2 separate regions of the Homo sapiens genome follow, and region 1 is linked to region 2. A link is a loop called in an ENCODE intact Hi-C map of the cell type or tissue named here. Cell type or tissue: B cell. All regions are shown on one strand. Links, peaks and the distances in the headings refer to the core of each region. The heading gives the core; the rest is flanking DNA. Region 1 overlaps IDH3A (isocitrate dehydrogenase (NAD(+)) 3 catalytic subunit alpha). Region 2 holds the start of LOC91450 (a long non-coding RNA gene).

Region 1 (5,368 bases), core at 66-5,065, 180 kb before region 2:
GAGGGTCAACATGAACGCGGCGGCCCGGCCCTACCACATCCAGAAGTGGGCCATTCTCGAGAGAGACTTCTCCATTTCGGGTGGAGAGTTGGGTAGGTTTTTCCTTTTCACCATTGCAAGGGCTGTGTGGGAAGGCAGAGGCCATGGCAGTGCCTAGGAGGTGCCTGTTAGGAAGCAGCCACGGCAAAGAGAAGGTCATGGCAGGAATCTGGGTGACACCCATCTACTTCCTGTTAGAGGACATTGATGGCTCCATGCATGGGCTTGTGGTTATGTGGAGTCTGTTGAATGTATAAGATATGTGCTAGAACTTCCTTTTTTTTTTTTTTTTTTTTTTTTTGAGATGGAGTCTCGCTGTGTCACCCAGGCTAGAGAGCAATGGCACGACCTTGGCTCACTGCAACCTGCACCTCGCGGGTTCAAGTGATTCTCCTGCCTCAGCCTCCCGAGTAGCTGGGATTACAGGCATGGGCCACCATGCCCGGCTAATTTTGTATTTTTAGTAGAGACATGGTTTCTCCATGTTGGTCAGGCTGGTCTCGAACTCCCGACCTCAGGTGATCCGCCCGCCTCGGCCTCCCAAAGTGCTGGGATTACAGGCGTGAGCCACTGCGCCCAGCTGATATGTGCTAGAACTTTCTAATCTGAACATGACATTTAACTTGGCCTTGACTATGGGACTGTTTTCTCCGAAAATCACAATGGAACTACCAGGCCAACACCAAGGCCCTGCTAGTGTTCAGCCTGGAGTCACGTGGTTCTAGGGGTGAGAGTACTGTGATCTTCCGGAAAGTCAGCTTGTGTGACAAAGGGATAAGGCTGTTCCGGACCACTGCCCACAGAACCAGGAGAGGGCTCTGGTGCAGCCTCAGCTGAAGTCACTCTTGGCTGTAGCCAAGAGATGTTCATGGGATGTTCATAGAACAGGAGAGGTAGAAATGGTTATGCCAGTGTGATTCCCTCAAATCCATCACGGCTGAACCCAGATGCAATTGTCTACAGCAAAGCTGAGCTGCAATCAGAGACCTTGAGCTTATCTGGCTGTCTGCTGCCAGCATATTGAACGCAAGGTCAGAGAGACAGAAGATGTCTTCACTAAGCAGTTAATATAATGACTTTAACACAGAAAGTTTCCAGTTACACAGTCAAGAGTGAGTTAGGCACTTTAAGCTACCCAGGACCTCAAATCAGAGCTCTTTCAAACTTGCTTTTGGGGGATAAATCAAGGTTAAGAAAAGTAATTAGGGGAAGACCTCTCATAAAGACCATGGCAGAGGCTCCCCATAACCTGGGCTTCCCCTACCCCCATCACAACCATCAAAGCATAATGTCCAACGTTGTATAAACGTTCACAAAAATGCAGAGATGATGTGTACTAGCTATCTAATACATTGCTGTGTAACAAATGACCCCAAAAATGTAGCAGCCTAAAGCAGTAAACATTTATTATCCACATTTCTATGGGTCAAGAATCCAGGAACAGCTTAGCTGAGTGGTTCTGGCTTGGGTCTCACGGGATTACAGTCAATGTGAGCTGGGTGCAGTCACTTGCAGCTGAGGCTCACCTCCGCGCTCACTTACGTGGCTGTCGGCAGGCCTCAGCTCCTTGCTGTCTGCTGGCCAGAAACATCCGTGTGTGGCCAGTGGGCCTCTCATGGGCTGTGTATCCTCACAACATGGCAGCCGGCTTGCCCAGGAAGAATGGTCCAAGAGAAAGCCCAAGACAGAAACCTAGTCTATTTTTTAATTGCTTCAACAATTTATTCATTCAAGAGATGGAACAAATAAATCCATTTCAGAGAAAATGGACTGAGGGTCAAAACTGGGTACAGGTCAAGGAAAAGGCAGATGTAGCTTACACTACTTTCCTATGTGTATAAAAGAAACTGATCTTTTATAACCTATTCTCAGAGGTGACATACCAACCCTTCATCTATACTCCACTGGCCACAACCAGTGGTATAACACAGGAGACTACACACAAGCCATATGAATACCAGGAGCGATCACTGTCTTGGAGGCTGGCTACTGACGGTCCTGATTATCTGGCTTAATTCCTGAGTTATATATAGGACTGAGTGTGAGTCTTTACCACACACATTCTCAGAGTTCTCAGAGCCTGGGCCTCACTCATTTCTTCTCATTTCCCTTTTAGGTCCCACGATGAAACTGAAACGGCTCACAGTTTTGGAGAAGTACAAAGGTATCATTGACTCCTTTTACCAAGAGCAAAAAATGTAATCAGGGCCTATGCCTGCAGTTTCTATAGAATAGAGGGCAGGCGTTCCGAGCCTCTTCCTGAGCCCCAGGTCTCTTCAGTCTGGGCACAGGCATTTCTGCCAAGTCTGTTAGATCTCCAGGTCAGGGCACAGCACTGGCTCTACATTTACCAGGTCTTACGCCAACAATAGCTGACAATTCCAAGAAGCTTCACGTGTGGGTAGTTTTAATTCAGTTTAAGTATTGCTTTTTGTTCAGGTGACAAATGAGATCAGCTCTCCTTCCAGAACGAAAGGGCTGATAATTTTTGGCCTTAGTTCCAGGTAGATTAAAAAGCTGCTAGCTCACATACAGGACAGCCAGCAGTAGGCTGTGGAGCGGGTAGGAGAGAGATGGCTGATACTGCTCACGTGCGCTGCAGGAAAAGCAATCAGTCACAACTCACCTAGCGACCTGACTTACTCTGGAATCTTGGCGGGCATCGCCGACCCTATTATTCCATTACCAGGCACTCCGCCACCCACATGCCAACTGACTTGATGCTTAATAAAACTGCTGCTGCCTGTTTGATTCTATTTAATGTATAATTTGAATATTAAACCTTTTAACAGAACTGTCAACAAGGACCTGATTTTTTTTGTCAATTGAGCAGGTGGGACCAGTGCAGAGAGTAGTGGGCATTTAACTCACAGGACTGTGCACAGCGGGCATGCGAGTGACCATTAGTGCCCTGGAATAAACAAAGGTGCAGGATGGGGTCAAGTGGCGCATTCTCATAAAAGCAGCCAGCTCTACGTTAGCCTGTCGCCACCAGACCACCCCACTTCCATTCTGAATACGGGAAGCAGCCATTCTCAGTAGCAAGCTGAGCCAAAATGACCGAAGGCATCTGAACAGGAAACAGGTAGAGAAAGCAAACATCTCAGTTTTGGAATTCTTTATTACTTTGAACCCAAGAGCCACTGATAACTGGCACAATCCAATGAAACAGAGGAAGCAGCAGCTTAAACAAAGGAAAATACATTTAAGATTATAAGTCTGGGGGGGCGGTTACAAGCTTAAAAAGTGACCCAGACAGGGATATCATTGCTAAAAAAAAAAAAATCCCCTTGTGACCTGGGTACATTTTGCAAAGCCACAGGTTTGCAATGTTACACAAGGGCCAAAGGAGGCCATGAGTTGTCTTTGGTTGTGGGGACAGAGGGTAACTGTTCATGAAAATAGTGAGTGTCTGAAGATTAAGAAAATCATGCTGCAGCAGAGGAGAAGGGAGAGGAAGACAGGAAGGGAAAGGAGATGCCTGAGGGTCAAAAGCTGAGCCCAAGCCTAAGCCCAAGCTCAAGCTCAAGCCCCAGCATGGCATAATTTTGTGAATTAACTCAGGCTGAGTTGCCTCCAGTCTTTGGAATGTCATCTTATACTGGTACTGCTGAGGCAGAGGGCAGTAATTGGTGCTTTGGGATAGGAGAAGGGGCAGTTGCTGAAATACAAAATTAATAGCATCCCAAGTTCCTCAATTGCAGCCAAAATACATGTGTTCGGGCCTTTCGGCAGTATCGCCCCCAGAACTACCTGCTGTAGTGTGGTCCATTCCCAGACAGCAACATGCAAGAATAAGTTTACAATACACTCAGCCCTTCTGGCTTCAGATCAGGGGCTCAGAGGCTGTGACAACTCATGATGCTGAAAATGTATCCAGTGAAAATGAAGTACTAGCTCTCTGCTTCATTAAAAGCTCTTGGAAAGAATATTAAATCTCAAGACAACAAAATAATTGAACACACAATACATTTGTGTCTTTGTATCCAATATATTACCTTTGTCTTATTAACAAAAATTATATCTCTCATTATATATTTCTTGGATCTGAAGTTTTTATTCACACTCAGTAATTTCTGTAAAGGACAAATCTGTCTCTATTTTCCATATCATTTAGAAATATACCACATTCACTCTTTTTGATGTGAACTTTCCCAGGAAAATTCTCTTGTGCCCATTTAGTTTTAGAAGAGTGTCATTTTGTGCTATTATGTCAATATCCTGTTTTATTTCCATTATGTTTTTCAAAAACCGAAGAAAATAAGGTTTTTCTTAAAAAGTTAGACATTTTCTCTTGTTAATTCTGTATCCTGTTATTTACAGCTGAAGAGAAACTATTTTAACTTAAGTGTAAAATGGTTTAGAATAGCAAATGATACAGTCCACTCAGAGTTTACAAAAAAAACATTTACCAGGTAGACACTTAATAAATAAAACAAGCACTTGGAAAAAGTTCTTTGAAAACAGACCTAGGGACATCCACCTGCATCTTTTGCACAGATTTTGTTAAGAAAAGGCCAGATCTAAAAATGTACTGTCAAGAAACAAGCAAACCAATGCATACATACGTAGGTATTCTAAACAGAGGTTCATGTGGTGTCCATTTAGAGTGACTGATGTAAATGCCAGTTGTAGAAGTGTTAATCTAAATCTTTTACTCGGCGACAGATTTCCTCTGTGAAGTCTGAGCATTTTGCATTGCCTCCCAAATCTTTTGTCAAGCTCTGAGAAAAGGAAAAAGCAAAAATAAAAGATGTATCCGCAAACTAAACTAAACCAAGGAGATTTTAAAGCCCTCAGTGAGATGCCACCTGGGCAAGTTACTCGGCTGCTCTTTCATTTAGTTCCTCATTTCAAAGTGAGGAACCACTCCACCACCATCTACCCAGCCCAGGAGGATCGGGATCCAATCTCATAGTGTATACAACAGCACTCTGCAAAGAATAAGGTGCTCTTGATGCAAAGGGAGGCAGGGAGCTTTACCAAAATTTTCCCTTTGTTCACACAATAGACCCTAACCCAGATTAGTTGGTCATGGATATTTAAATAAAAGCGAATCTAAATAAGAAGTTTCATAAAAATCCTTGGGAAATATGTCTCAGGAATAGACCTGAGACATATTTTGATCTATTTTTGTTTTTATTATTATTTTTTTTTTAGATGGAGTCTCACTCTGTTGCCCAGGCTGGAGTGCAGTGGCACGATCCCAGCTCACCACAACCTCTGCCTCCTGGGTTCAAGCGATTCTCCTGCCTCAGCGTCCTGAATAGCTGGAATTACAAGTGCATGCCACCATACCCAACTAATTTTTGTATCTGATCTATTTTTG
Region 2 (5,368 bases), core at 145-5,144:
GGAGGAATGTTTTCGGGGGTGCTTTGCAGGGCAGTGGTGCAGCCGCAGCGTGAACGCTCTTGGACAGCTGAAAACCATGGCCTCCTTGGGGATGGCCAGTGCTCCTGGTGTCTCCACCTGCCTGGGTTGTGCAGGAGGCCGGCTGCCAGTGCCTGGGGCTGGGAAACTTTTTTGCTTGGGGCAGGCTTGGGTGAGCTCTCCCAGATGTGTGCCCACCCCACCACTGCCTGGAACATCCTTGTTCTCTGCCAGGATGCAGGGGCACTGTTGCCTCTGACACAGCAGTTTCTGGGAACTCAGAGGACTGCCTTTCTGAAGGCTGGGGAGAGGCTTTGAGCAAGGAGCTTGTTTTTGCTTAATCGCTCTAGACCATCCCTGATGCGTAGATGTGAGAGGATGTTTTCTGGCACAGTGTTATGAAAATACAAGATAAATGATCTCAGTGGAATGTTTCATATTACCCGAAAAAAACTGGAAATCATCCTTTGTTGTGAACACACTGAGACTAAGAATTGAAGCAATGCAGTTTTAAGAAGTATTTTTCCTATTTTTTGCTGTCAACTTTTTGGCAATGCCACGGCAAAGTTGGTGTTTCAGCACATGCTAGAGTGAGCTCCGGCTTCGTGTCTTTAACCAACTCCACTAATGTTTCACTGGGTAGACGGAGCTGGCCTCTATATTTAGCCAGAAGCCTTTGCCTCTTTTCAGGCATCAAAAATGGGTTTTGTCATTGTCTTTGTCTTTGAGAGCAGCAGTTTGAGGTCTGACTCCTTCAGTTGTCCTGTGAGCTGGGCGTTGCAGTCTGCTCGAATCAAGTGTTGGAACCCCCCCCACCCCTCAGCCCATCGTGAAACGACAGCTGTCAGCCTGGGGGGCGGCTGCTGAGGAGGTGCAGCAGGAATGGGGCTGGGCCCTGAGGTTTTACTTTCCGAGCCAATGGCCCCTGGAACATGCCAGCACACACTGCCATGTCCTGGGGCTAAGAGCTGCCTTTAGGGACAGGCTCGTGTTGTCCAGTTTGCCCTGAGAGATGCACCTGACCAGGGGCCCGTCGTGGCTGCAACCCACGGTGGTATGTTAGTGTTTCCAGGCAGTTGTCAGCAGCTGCCGGGCAGTGTGTGTGTGCGACAGCAGGAGAGTTCCTGGAGGAAAGGGACTGGGGACACTTTCTCAGAGGTTCTCCTGCCTGGAATCAAGTGATGCGTGTCCAGAAGGCAAGAGAGGGCGGCTCCGCCTGGTTAAAGTTTGGGAACGGGACGGAGCCAACTCCTCCTTCCAGGACTGTGGGCCCCACTCTTTTGCGCTAACACTTCCCCTCCCTCGGGTCACTGAGGAAAGAGCTGCTCTGTCCCCTCCAGTGCCCTGAAGGTCCCTGGCCTCCACTGGCTGCCATGGCAGGGGGCCCTTCTGACAGGGGCTGCCCCAAGCTGCTGTTCCTCCTCTGAACCTTCACCCCAACACCCAGCCCGTGGCCCCTGCAAGGGGGACCCTGCCAGCTGGGAAACCCAAAGGCCTGTCCAAACGTGCGCACCAGGACCGAGGGGAGCTCCCTCCCAACACCTGCTAGGAATTGCCAACTTTTAAATGGATGGGGTTTTTTATGGGTTGAACCTCTGTTAATACTTTTGTACACTCTCACTACAGTTTATATTTTTATAGGCTATTTTCTCAAGGTGTTTCTAGATTCCACATATCTATTTTATATAACAAGTTATTATGTTATGTGTGTGACTCCCTTGTGTGTATCTGTGCCAGCCTCAGCCTCCGAGTTGCTTTTCCCTCTGGCCCTGACTCTCACTGACTCACCGATGTGATGTGCAGGCCCACTTCTTACCCCAGATAGCCTCGGGCGCTGCCTGTAGTCATGCTGACAGCTGTACAGTAGCCGCCAAGACTGCTGACAGCTGGAGACGGTTCTGGTTTCAACTACGGTATATTGATATCGGAAGTATTCTAGACAGATCCTCGGTTGGGTTTTCTAGCTACATGTTTGTATTGCACAGATCCCCACCTGCCATCCTATAGTGTTGTCTTCCTGTGTGTTCCGGGGCTTCTGGGCAGCTGGGCCTGCCCGGGGAAGTCCTTGCAGGTGGGAGGCCATACAGAGACCCACTGTGTGCCACTGAACGTCCCACTGCTGCTGGGCAACTGGAGGACTGCAGGGGGCGCCAGGTGACTCTCTCCTTTTATATCACAGCAGCTCCTGTGCTGACCTTCAAGTTACGTTTTGGAACTGTAATACTAAAGGAAGAAATAAACTACTAATTTGTATAATATTCTGCATTGAAATTCAGTTATAGTCACTGGTGATGGGGCTCACCCCAAGGGCTTGGAGGGTGGGGCAGGGCTTATTGGTGTTGCGGGGGGCGAGGAGGGGCTCTCCAACCTTCCAGCCTGGCGTTTCTGGGTGTCTCTGCCCTTGGCTCACCCTGGGGCGGGTGCATCAGGATGCCTTTGCCAGCAGGGGCAGCCTTGGGAGGCCCCAAGAACCATGGCCAAGCTGCAGGTGTGGGCTGGGGGCACCGAGGTGGGAAAGCCGGAAGCTGGAGACTCCCTGTGTCCGGATAACCCCCCGCCCAGCCACAAAGAACAGGCATGCCTCCTTCCGCCAGCTGTGCCATGCCCTGCCTGAGTCACAGGCTTGTTTGTCTCCTGCCTGGGCTGACAGCTCAGGCCCAGCTGCCACTGGGCACACCCGCAGTCATCAGTGGAAAACACCCAAGAATGATAAAGACCAAAGGGGTTCCCATAGGGGTGTTTCGGGGTGGCTCCAGCAAGGATTCCCAGACAGGGCAGGCCAAGGCCTGGCAGGCTTTTCTCTTCTGCGGACATGGATTCAGCGAGGCTGGGGGTTCCTGGAGTCACGCAGCAGAGCGGCGGCGGCAGAGCTGGGGCAGAGCTGGGACAGGGACTGGCTCCGTGTGTGGGTCAGGAGCAAGTCGACAGGCCCTGCTCCCCACCCCTTGGAAGGGAGTGCCACCAGGGGCCGTTCTGACTAAGGCCTGGGAAGCCATGACTCAGAGCTTGGGTCCCTAGAGTCTCTTTGGGCCAGCCGGGCTGCTGCAGACAGACAGGAAGCACGCCTGACGCTCCTCTACCCTCGGGCAGCACAGCGGGGCTGGGACTCACTCTAGCTTGCCCAGCAACTTGCTTTCCTGTGTGAACTCTGGCAGGCTGCCCTCTCTGTGCAAAGCTGCCACTGGGGCCTGCTCAGGGTGGCCTGGAACTTGGAGGTGGGCAGTCAGGGCCTAGGATGGGCCTGTGTCACCAGGGCATGTGCCCTTGGGCCAGTTACTTCCTCTCAGAGCCTTGGGCTCCTCCTCTGAGGATGGGGCTTGTTGGTGTGAAATGAGGTGAGCATGTTGAGTTGGGGAGCAGCAGGACACGCACCTGCAGGCAGCCGCCCTGGCCACGCTCCCTCCCTACCTTCCGAGTCCTGGGACAGACACAGTAGAGCACAGCGGGCCAGCCTGCTCTCTTCTCTGTCTACTTTTTGCAGAAGAGTCAACAGATACAACAGGCCCAGGGAGGTGCCCCTGGGGGCCCCAGTCCCCATCACTCCAAGGGGCAGTCCTGCAAGTGACAAGGTGGGCCCAATCCCTGTGGAACAGGTCTCTGAGGACCACAGAGTGGGGCCCCAGGGAAAGCTGGGAGCCGAGCTAGAGGCAGGCAGCAAGTAAGGGCCAAGCTGTGCCCCTGCCCGGAAGACCTTCCTGCCCCCAGAACCCGACCCTCCGCAGATAGCCCTCCCTGGGCAGCAGCCCCCCAGCTTCCAAGGCCCGTGCCTCACCAGACGCCATGCTCTCACGGACTTGTTTGCTGCTCTGTACCCTGCAGATCTGCCCCAGAGGAGCAGGTGAAAAGCCGCGCCTGCCGAGGTGCTGTGGCGGTGGAGTTTTGGGCAGAGGAGTGGGGGGAAGAGTTTCTCACTTTTAAGATTCTCCAAATCCAAGATGAAGTCATGCTGTGCTTTGGAATGGTAGATGCTCATTTATGTAAAATCATAATAAATGTTACACAAACTGTTAGAATAAAAAAATACTTTTTTTGAGGGGGGAGGAGGTCCCCAGCCTGCCGCTGGATAGTGAGAGGGGGTTAGCACCATTAGGGCGTAGGGCGTAGGGCGTAGGGGGCAGGAGCTCCGCCACAGCCCATGGTGGGCACTGAGGTCTGTTGGTCGGTCTGTGCATCCTGGCACGGTCAGTGGCAGGCAACCCGCTGATGGCCTCGGGAGCGGGCGCCGTGGCTGGGCGGAGAGCACGAGCGGCAGCAGTGGGTGCGGACAGTGGGCAGCTGGCAGCAGCCCACTAGGTGCAGCGTCTCGCAGAACCTGAAGGACAGGTGGTCCCGCTTATAGCCTGGAGTGGGGGGAGTGGGGGGAGTGGGGGGAGTGGGGGGGAGTGGGGGGGGAGTGGGGGGGAGTGGAGTGGGGGGGGAGTGGGGGGGAGTGGGGGGAGTGGGGGGGCGGGGGATTGGGGGGGGTGGGGGGGCGGGGGGGGCATCAGAACCTGGCTCCCCACCCCAACCACCTTAAGGAGGCTCCAGCAGCTCCCCACCAAGCAGAGTGCCCCGGTTTCAAGGTCACACGTCTCCAGCTGTTGCTATTTCTGTCCCACCTGCTCATGGCCAACCCCAGGATTCAAGAACGGGCGCTGCTGGGCTGAAGTTTCTGGAGGAAAGGTCTTGAGACCCCACCCTGACCCCCTCACATGCCCATAAAAGAGCCTGCCCAGGGTGACACCCTGCCACCCCATCTCCATACTTGCTCACCCCTGGTATTCCCCGACAGATCCTGGCACAGAACTGAGGTCCCAGGGGCCTCCTGCCAGCCTGCAGCAACCTCTGCCGTCCACTCCCGCCACCTCCCCCTGCTCCAGTGCACCTATCCTGCCAGGCCTCTGTGACCACCTCCAGCCACGGGGGCTGTACACAGCCTCGGGTTCTGAGTCACAGGGTCCCATCTCCCAGGCCAGCCTCCCACTTCTCAGGTGGGCCACAAAGCCTAGAGTGAGTGGGCCTTACAGGCCATCAGTGGAAACCAGGGACTGAGCCCAGGCCCAGTGGGGAGGGAGGCCAGCTGCAGGCTGTGCTTGTCAGGGCTGAGGCTTGGCTGGGCCCTCCTGCCCCATGGTTATCAGAGCTATTTTGGGATGTGGCTTGTTTCCAGCCTCCTAGCCTTGCTCCTGCTGCTGCCGCTGCTGCTAACAAACCCCAGGCCCTGCTTACTCCAGCAAGAGGAGCAGGAGGACAGCAGCCAGCCCTGGGCCTGGGACATCCCCCAGGCCCGGCAGAGGGCACGAGGCAGCAGGCAGGCTCCTCCACCCCAGCTCCAGGCAGAGCTCCAAAGTGCACATCTGCAGGCCTGCAT

What was found. Hi-C counts contacts between places; a loop is a spot of excess contacts. Peaks named below come from ENCODE experiments on the same cell type or tissue, not always from the same donor. Only the 100,000 strongest peaks of a DNase experiment are listed, where the experiment ranks them.
Region 1: it touches region 2 in a loop (20-fold over the local background); 2 of 110 quality-filtered maps call a loop at or near these places.

The regions. Positions count from the first base shown.
Region 1 is chr15:78,168,317-78,173,684 of GRCh38, reverse strand. It overlaps IDH3A (isocitrate dehydrogenase (NAD(+)) 3 catalytic subunit alpha), which reads right to left. Exons shown (of 11, transcript NM_005530.3): 11 at 1,740-4,763. The coding sequence ends at 4,680. ACSBG1 (acyl-CoA synthetase bubblegum family member 1) reads left to right here. Exons shown (of 14, transcript NM_015162.5): 13 at 1-92; 14 at 2,156-5,368. The coding sequence ends at 2,241. Among named protein-coding and RNA genes, the nearest start is that of IDH3A, 22 kb to the right of the region's middle. In B cell, for the core only: no CTCF peak of the experiment used is centred there; DNase peaks (open chromatin) are centred at 224, 2,154 and 4,904; H3K4me3 peaks cover 600 bases; H3K27ac peaks cover 5,000 bases.
Region 2 is chr15:77,991,893-77,997,260 of GRCh38, reverse strand. TBC1D2B (TBC1 domain family member 2B) reads left to right here. Exons shown (of 13, transcript NM_144572.2): 13 at 1-2,276. LOC91450 (a long non-coding RNA gene) reads left to right here and starts at 3,036. Exons shown (of 1, transcript NR_026998.1): 1 at 3,036-4,028. It also overlaps the pseudogene ADAMTS7P3. In B cell, for the core only: a CTCF peak has its summit at 2,174 (motif pointing right); a DNase peak (open chromatin) is centred at 3,090; H3K27ac peaks cover 1,280 bases.